2 separate regions of the Homo sapiens genome follow, and region 1 is linked to region 2. Evidence: read pairs that join two places in POLR2A ChIA-PET (ENCODE). Cell type or tissue: PC-9. All regions are shown on one strand. Each heading gives the region's core, and the rest is flanking DNA. Links, peaks and the distances in the headings are about the cores only. Region 1 overlaps SLC26A11 (solute carrier family 26 member 11). Region 2 overlaps CCDC40 (coiled-coil domain 40 molecular ruler complex subunit).

Region 1 (4,383 bases), core at 207-4,206, 190 kb before region 2:
CTGGGCGACAGAGCAAGCCTCAGTCTCAAAACAAACAAAACAAAACAAAACAACAACAACAACAACAACAACAACAACAACACACCACTTCCAGCCTGGGCAACATGGCAAAACCCTGTCTCTACACAAAATTTAAAAATGTGGCTGGGCGCAGTGGCTCACCCCTGTAATCTCAACACTTTGGGAGGCCGAGGCGGGCAGATCACTTGCAGTCAGGAGTCTGAGAACAGCCTGGCCAACATGGTGAAACCCCATGTCTACTAAAAATACAAAAATTAGCCGGGCATGATGGTGCATGCCTGCAATCCCAGCTACTCTGGAGGCTGAGGCAGGAGAACTGCTTGAGTCCGGGAGGTGGAGGTTGCAGTGAGCCAAGATCGCACTATTGCACTCCAGCCTGGGCCACAGAGTGAGACTCTATCTCAAAAATAAATAAATAGATGAATAATAAATAATAAAAATTTGCCCTGCATGGTGGCTCATGCCTGTGGTCCCAGCTACTTGGGAGGCTGAGGCAGGAGGATCACTGGAGCCAGAGAGCCGACTGGTCAAGCCACCGCAATCCAGCCTGGGCAAGAGTGAGAGCCTGTCTCAAAACAAAAAACAAGAAGTCACCGCTTATATAGGATTAGGCCCACCCTACTCCAGCATGGCCTCATTTTAACTTGAACTAACTACATTTGCAACAACTCTATTTTCTTTTTTCTCTTTTTTTTTGAGATGGGGTCTCACTCTGTTGCCCAGGCTGGATTTCAGTGACACAATCAGGACTCACTGCAGCCTCGACCCCCCCAGGCTCAAGTGATCCTCTTGCCTCAGCCTCCAGAGTAGCTGGGACTACAGGCCTCCCAAAGTGCAGAAAACTCTTATTTATTTTATTTATTTATTTATTTATTTTTTGAGTCTCGCTCTGTTGCCCAGGCCAGAGTGCAGTGGCATGATCTCAGCTCACTGCAACCTCTGCCTCCCGGGTTCAAGTGATTCTCCTACCTTAGTCTCCTGAGTAGCTGGGACTCCAGACACGCGCCAACACGCCTGGCTAATTTTTGTATTTTTAGTAGAGATGGGGTTTCACCATATTGGCCAGGCTAGTCTAGAAGTCCTGACCTCCTGATCCATCCGACTCACCCTCCCAGAGTGCTGGGATTACAGTTGTGAGCCACCGTGCCCAGCCCAGAACTCTTTCTTAAATTTGTACCCAACATAGAATTGTTTGGTCCGTGTGTTCACTCAAATAGCATCTTAACATGGGTATCATTCTGCAACTTGCTTTATTGCACCCCAAAATCAGTGTTACAACTTAAAGCTTCACCTCATTTCTCTTTTTTTTTTTTTTTTTTTTTTTTGAGGCAGAGTCTCACTCTGTCACAGAGGTCAGCTAATTTTTGTATTTTTAGTAGAGACAGGGTTTCGCCATGTTGGCCAGACTGGTCTCAAACTCCTGACCTTAAGTGATCCACCAGCCTCGGCCTCCCAAAGTGCTGAGATAACAGGCGTGAGCTGCCACACCCGGCCTTCACCTCATTTCTTTTAACTGCTGCACAATATTCCACGGCATTATTCGTGTGTCCTACAGTCAAGATGTTACCGAATTCAGAGAAACTCAGGTTTCTTCCTACTTCTTAAAATTACTGACCAAGTTGTCACAAACGTCCTTGTGCCTGCTTCCTGGAAGGCTGACTCAAGCATGTTTGAGTAGATTCCGAGAAGCATAACTGCTGAGTCACAGGTGGTATGCAGATTTATGAAACTGATAGTGCCTAGTGCCCGCCACAGTCTGTTTACCTTCACCCATCCCTGTGAATGAACCATGTCTAGGTTCAAGCATGGATGCCCTTGGTATGTGAGTGCAAGCCAAATGTGAACTGCTGCCTCTTCCAGCCCTGGCAGGGGGGCCCAGTGAGCACAGCTTTGGGACAGGTTCACTTTATGTAGAAAGAGAAGCTGCCTGAGGTCAGAAACGACATGGATTGGAGGGCAGGGGTGAATGGTTCACTTGTGAATGAGAGAGGGCCAGGCATGGTGGCTCACACCTTAATTCCAGCACTTCAGGCTGAAGCTGGAGTATCACTTGAGCCCAGGAGTTTGAGACGAGCCTGGGAAACAAAGTGAGACCCTGTCTCTATAAAAACAATTAACAAATTAGCCTGGCGCGGTGGCATGTGTCTGTGGTCCCAGCCACACCAGAGGCTGAGGCAAGAGGATTGCTTGAGCCCAGGAGTTGAAGACCAGCCTGGGGAACACAGTGAGAAGAAAGGGGTGGAGGGAGGAAGAAAGGGAGAACGGGAAGAAAAAAATGAAAGGAAGGAAGAAAGGAAAGAAAAACGGAAGGAAGAAAGAAAAGGAAGGGAGCAAGGGAGGAAAGGAAGGAAGGAAGGAAAGAAAGGAAGGAAGGAAGGAAAGGAAGGGAAGGAAGGAAGGAAAGGAAGGAAGGAAAATGGGAGGAGGCAAGGGACCTGGAAGAGTGACGCGGATGAAGGACACTCCAATGTCCACTCCCGTGTCCAGTGGGGAGCCCCGCAGCCAGCAGCCCTGGTTACAGAGGCCCTCCCCTTGCTGCGCTGACATTGGCCGGGACTGCCCGGGCAGAACGGGCAGAACGAGGCTCAGTAGGGCAGGCCACATTCTTCTTGAAGAAAGTGCAGGGAGAACACACCTCTGAGGCTGCCACAGGCCTCCAGGGATTTACCCCCAGACTCAATCAAAGCATTCATAAAAATACAAACATGCAGGCAGTCCTCACCTGCTCAGGCCGCCGTCACAGATCACCCCAGGCTGCGGGGCCTAGCACAGAGATTCATCTTCTCCCAGTTTTGGAGGCTGGGGTCCTCATGAGGCCTTTCTTCCTGGTGGGCGCATGGCCTGGTTTTGCCGTGTCCTCTCATGGAGTTCCCTGGGGTGTGAGGGTGCAGAGAACGAGCTCTCTGGCGTCTCTTCTCACGAGGACACTAAAGCTATCGGTTCAGGGCCCACCTTTATGACCTTCATTAAACCTAGTTACCCCCTAAAAGCCCTGTTTCCAAACGCAGTCACATAGAGGGCAAGGGCTTCAACTGACACATCTAAAGGAGGCACGATCCCGTCTCTAACCCACGCACACGTTGAACAGAGGGCTCGGTAAGTCAATTATGATGCATATATAGACCAAAATACCACGCAGACATTAAAAATCTTGTATTCTAATGCTATTTATTATCACAATAAATAATTCACTGCAAATGACTGCATGAAAAATGTGGGTTCCAGAGCACCATGTATAAAATGATCCCATTTATGTAGAACTGTAAACATACATCCACACACTGACGGACAGGTACATATGCATGTTTGGGGAGGGGTCTGGAATGATCACCCAAGTGGACAGGGTGAGGGGTGGTTTCCTGTATTTTTTACAATAAGCATTTATGACTTTTACAAAATCACCAAAGCTATCACTTTTTCCATTTAGAAAACACAAAATTATTTTTAAATAGAGACTTGACGTCATTTGACACACCTTGGTTTTCTCTCGGAGAGCACAGATGCCGCAGACAAGAGGAGCGGACCCGCCTCCCAGACTCCTGCCTGCCCCGTCCCTCCCCCGCAGGTGGCACTGGTGAGCCGGGAAGGTGCTGCCAGCCCCAGGATGCCTCGCACAGCCCGGGCTGGAAACCCCTGCCCCTGCTTCCTCGCACAGTCTGTCATTCTAGAAGGCTCTCTCCAAACCACTCTTCCAAAGAGGGTCATGCCAGGGAACAGCAGCGAGGTCATTTTCCAGTCATCCCACAGGAAGCCAGTGAGCCCCACTCCCACTGCCGTGGACCTCCAGGCCTGGCTTCCTTCTCTTCCCTGGGTTACCTGCTCAGGGGTTTCTCAGCCAGGCCAGCATGTCTATCAGGCGGCATCCAGCATCCAATCACAGTGACAAGAACCTTCCGGAACACCCTGCAAACTGTGGATGCCCACGGGTGGCCCCATTATGCCTTGAGCAGGGCAACCTTTTGGTCCAGAATGGAGTCTTCTCTGATGTTGTAGGGCTGGGTCCCTGGCTCCTGCCTCAGGTGCTTCTCTGCAGAAAATACAATAAATGTTTCAAGCACTAAAAGCTCAGAAGTGAGGATGGGTCAGTTCACAGGAAGGGATTAAGGAGGGCCTTCCAGAGTCCTGGAAGGTGTGCAGGAAGGAGCTGTGGGCCACCCAGGCCAGTGTCACTAACTCCATGAGGGTCTCACCTGAGTCTCTGTAAGCGTATTTTTCAGGTGACTAACGGCCCTTTCTTACTGCTCCAGGGTACCCTCCCATCCCACGGCCAGGCCACATTCTGCTTATCCACCTCCAGTGCACTGCATCTGAGCTGATTCTACAACAACATGGGTGAATCTCCCTGACGTCACATTGAGCCAA
Region 2 (4,383 bases), core at 142-4,141:
CTTGGGTCGGCCTGCCTGGCTGCCGTGGCCACAGCTGAGGGCCTGGGAGGAGGCTGTGAGGCCGTGTGGCTGACCGAGTCACATCTTGGGGTAAAGGGGCTGTGGCTGCGGGCCAAGACCTGTCTGCCCTCTGTATTTCCCGCCAGGAAATAGGACAAAGGCAGGTAAGAGCACGGGTGCTTTTGGCTCCAAGTCCCAGGCGTGTGTGAATTCTGATTAGGTTATCTGCCTCCAAGTTAAGTGCGGTCCAGGCTTTGTTTTCTGAAAGTGAAAGTGACCCATTTCCCTGCGTATGTGATGGGAAGGGGCTGACCGTGGGCTCCTCGTGGTTATTCACCTAGCTTTGGGACCCACGTTGGATTGCCTGGACCGCTGCGGTCTTTGAAGGGTTGGTGTGGCAGGCCCGGTCTGGTCTTGAGGGTCACACACGGTTCCTTCAGGACTTCTGGCTGCTGGGGAGGGCAGTGTCCAGCTCCCACAGGCAGGCCCAGATGGACAGGGGGTGTGCCCACAGCCACGGTCATTCCCTGGTGGGAAGAAGGGACAGGACACCATGAGCTACCACAGCAGTCCTGACAGGCCTCACCCATGCCCCTGTGTCTGGGGACACTTTTTTATTTTTTTGAGACAGGCTCTGGCTCTGTTGCCCAGGCTGGAGTGCAGTGGCACCATCTCGGCTCACTGCAGCCTCGACCTCCTGGGCTCAAGCAATCCTCCCACCCAGCCTCCCGAGTAGGTGGGACTACAGGTCTACAGGTGCACACCACCATGCCCCGCTAATTAAAAATTTTTTGAGAGACAGGGTCTTGCTCTGTTGCCCAGGCTGGAGTGCATTCGTGCAATCACAGTTCACTGCAGCCTCAAATTCCTGGACTCAAGTGATCATCCTGCTTCTGCCTCCCAAGTAGATGAGACCACAGGCACACACCACCACACCTGGCTATTTTTTATATTTTATTTTAGAGACAAGGTCTTACTTTACTATGTTGCCCGGGCTGGTCTTGAACTCCTGGGCTTAAGGGATCCTCTTGCCTCAGTCTCCCAAAGCACTGTGATTACAGGCAGGAGCCACTATGCCCGCCCATGGGGGCACATTTTTAATGGGGTTGTTACTCTGTCTTTGGTCTGTGGCCTCAGGTCTGCTGGGTCACCAGTGTCCTTGGGTATATGGGGCATTGGTGGTGACTGGGACCCACCTGCCAGATCCCCAGGCTAGAAGGAGGCCTGCTGGGGACACTGTGGCAATGCCCACACCCAACCCATCCCACACTGCCTTCCGCTCCTTCCTCCTCCATCAACTGGGGGCAAGGACAGTGTCCCCTTTGAGGGGCTACACCAGACCGAGCTGAGCCTGGGGCTTGTTACCCAGGAAACAGTGAAATCACCCGCTCGTTGCCTAGCTCTAATTCTGCGTTCAGTGTCTTGCTCCATCCTGTCCTCCCTCCCTAGGGCAGGCTCCAGCACTCCATGCCAAGGGGAAGAGCCTTTGAGGAGTCGTCTCTGCCATCATCAGGACTGAGGGAAAAGGAAGTCTAGGAGATTAGGGCAAGCCCTCAGTTTTCTTTTCTTTTCTTTCTTTCTTTTTTTCTCTCTCTCTCTCTGTCTCTCTCTCTCTCTTTTTTTTCTTTTTCTTTCTTATTTTTTTGAGACGAAGTCTCGCTCTGTCACCCAGGCTGGAGTGCAGTGGCACCATCTTGCTTCACCGCCACCTCCACCTCCCGGGTTCAGGCGATTCTCCTGCCTCAGCCTCCTGAGTAGCTGGGACCACAGGTGCCCGCCACCAGGTCTGGCTGTTTTTTTGTATTTTTAGTAGAGACGGGGTTTCACCATGTTAGCCAAGATGGTTTCAATCTCCAGCTCCTGAGCTCGTGATCTGCCCGCCTCGGCCTCCCAAAGAGCTGGGATTACAGGCGTGAGCCACCGCGCCTGACCCCTTCAGCTTCCTCAGGTCGACTTAAACAGGAAACAGAATAACACGTTTCATGTTTCTCCTGAACTTTTATGACCGTGTGCAAAACTCCTGCAAAAATAGGGAAGACAGCAAGAAAAAGCAGCCAAGACAGGCACAGCTTCTGAGCTAAGCTTGCAGCTTGTGTATGAGACACGGGGGCAAGATTATGGTTACCGCCCCCCCCACGCAGCAGCAACCCCCTGACCAAGGACGGGGAAGTCAGTCTGTCTTCAAAGCATTAGGTTGTAGACTCGACATCAGACGAAGAGAGACACAAAGGCATGGGGAAAGAGAAAGGGTGAGGTTTGGCTGGAACCTAATCAAAGGTATTAACTTATCTGAAAAAATGCCATGGGTGTCAGGAGGGAGGAGGGGTGGGGAATGGAATGGAGAAAGCAGCCAAGGTCAGGGTGAGGGCTGCTCGCGGGACACCTCCCGCCCATGTGGACGGACAGGCCATGAACTTCGGGGAAGAAGCAGGAAGCAGACAGGGCCGGGGCCCAGGCATTCCGCCCTCTAGCCGGTCCCTGAGCAGGGGTCTGTGTCATCCGCTCCTGTGTCCTCCCCCACAGATAAGAATCTGCTAGTCCGAGCGTGGAGCATTCGGTTCTTTGGTGTTTATATTTCATCATGCACATAAATGGGCTATTATACTCAGTTACACGTCAGGCTCTGGTGAGCTCGATTCATGTAAACTAACTCCAGGACAAGTGTGCCTTCTCGGTGTGATGGCAAAACCAAGCTTCTGGGCCAGGGGGTCCTGCCCCATGGGGATCTCGCAGGGTGAAGGCTCCAGAAATGCCCAGACAGCCACCAGGGTACCGGCCTGGTATGCACCATCCTGACCATCAGCCAGGAATGTCACCATTTTCTAAGATGCTCTACAAATCTGAACATCTCAAGGTCAATATTTGAGGTATAGTTCAGTCACTGCACTCCTAGCTTGGAAGTCCTAAGCTATGCAATAATTTATTTCTGTAATAATGGCCCTGATCTATTAAACCTGTCTCCAAGTTGCTTCTTCAAATCTATCTGGGTGCAAACAGCAAATCTCTGTAATTACAGTTTATACTTCTCACAATGTTCTACACGGCCTGCACTTTTAAAAGACTGGCCGGGCGCAGTGGCTCCCGCCTGTAATCCCAGCACTTTGGGAGGCCAAGACGGGTGGATCACCTGAGGTAGGGGTTCAAGATCAGCCTGGCCCACATGGTGAAACCCCGTCTCTACTAAAAATACAAAAATTAGCCAGGCGTGGTGGTGCACGCCTGTAATCCCAGCTACTTGGGAGGCTGAGGCAGGAGAATCGCTTGAACCCAGGAGGCGGAGGTCGCAGTGAGCAGAGATGGTGCCACTGCACTCCAGCCTGGGGGACAGAGCGAGACTCCATTGCAAGAACCACAAAAATATAATAAATAAAAGTTGGGCCTCACTCCTCCCCGGGGCCTTGGTGTGGCAAGCTGCAGGTGAAGTCAGAGGCTCTCTCACTCGTTGTGAAGTGTTTGTGCGTGTACATAGTCCACTAAAATATTCACTCAACATTCTGCGCATGCACGTTTTATAAAACAAGATTATCTATTTTCTTCATCAATCGGATTGGCACAGTCCTGAAGTGTGACAACATGCTGAGCTGTCAGGGGACTTTGAAACACCGCTGCCGGGGGCGTGACTGTCACAATCCTACTTAGCAATACCCGCTAGACCCAGACATTCCGGGCTTGATAGGCAATATAAAAAAGGCTATATAGCATCCTGGTGAGCGTTAGCATTCGCGGATCCGGTTATCTACAGCAGCACCGCCATAACAGACGGACGCGAACGCCCTCGATGCCCCGGGCAGGAAGCTTCCCCGTAGAAGTATCCCAGCGGAATGCCATGTGGTAGAAAGGCGGGAACGAGCGGTGTTTATATTTTGACTTGGGAAGCGCTCTAGGGACACGCTGTTAAATGGAAAAAGCAAAGAGGTGCAGAACAGTGAGTGTGGTGTGCTCCCACGGAGCAAGAGAGGGAAGGAAGACTCCGGGTGAACGCATATGCTTTCTTGCAATTGCACACAAGTTAGGCAGGGGATCCCAGAAAACCAGGTGCCTTTGCTTGTCTTGGGAGGGGGTTCTAGTGACTGCGGGCCGAGGAGGAGGAGACCTGATCGAATACGATTTTTACAATGTTTGCAACCAAAAGGAAGCCATGTCTCTGAGGGCAATGAGGACGGTTTGCAGAGAGGACACTGGTTAGTCTGGGATGCAGGGGAGAGCTGGACAACAGGACCATCTCGGAGGTGACGTCTTCCCTTGGGGACGCTGCAGGGTTCACAGGCCATGAGCCTCGGAGAGCCAGGCCAGGTGCTGGACCCTCAGAGAGAACCTGGCCTTGACTTTTCTTAAGGCCCGTGGCAGCTGAGCCGTGTAATTAAACAGTCAGGTATCAAGTCC

The links. ChIA-PET counts read pairs that join two places held together with the same protein. Peaks named below come from ENCODE experiments on the same cell type or tissue, not always from the same donor. Only the 100,000 strongest peaks of a DNase experiment are listed, where the experiment ranks them.
Region 1: POLR2A ChIA-PET joins it to region 2 with 12 read pairs; 5 of 35 experiments call an interaction of 5 or more read pairs at or near these places.

What each region holds. Positions count from the first base shown.
Region 1 is chr17:80,252,290-80,256,672 of GRCh38, reverse strand. It overlaps SLC26A11 (solute carrier family 26 member 11), which reads right to left. Exons shown (of 18, transcript NM_001166347.2): 18 at 3,173-4,048. The coding sequence ends at 3,957. Among named protein-coding and RNA genes, the nearest start is that of RNF213, 6.4 kb to the left of the region's middle. RefSeq lists enhancers at 1,635-1,684, 1,715-1,764, 1,439-1,974, 2,448-3,164 and cis regulatory regions at 1,532-1,996, 1,476-2,012. In PC-9, for the core only: no CTCF peak of the experiment used is centred there; a DNase peak (open chromatin) is centred at 1,752; H3K4me3 peaks cover 446 bases; H3K27ac peaks cover 2,707 bases.
Region 2 is chr17:80,067,013-80,071,395 of GRCh38, reverse strand. All of the region lies in intron 10 of CCDC40 (coiled-coil domain 40 molecular ruler complex subunit), which reads right to left. It overlaps LOC124904074 (a long non-coding RNA gene), which reads left to right. Exons shown (of 2, transcript XR_007065931.1): 1 at 1-164. Among named protein-coding and RNA genes, the nearest start is that of MIR1268B, 30 kb to the left of the region's middle. In PC-9, for the core only: no CTCF peak of the experiment used is centred there; no DNase peak of the experiment used is centred there.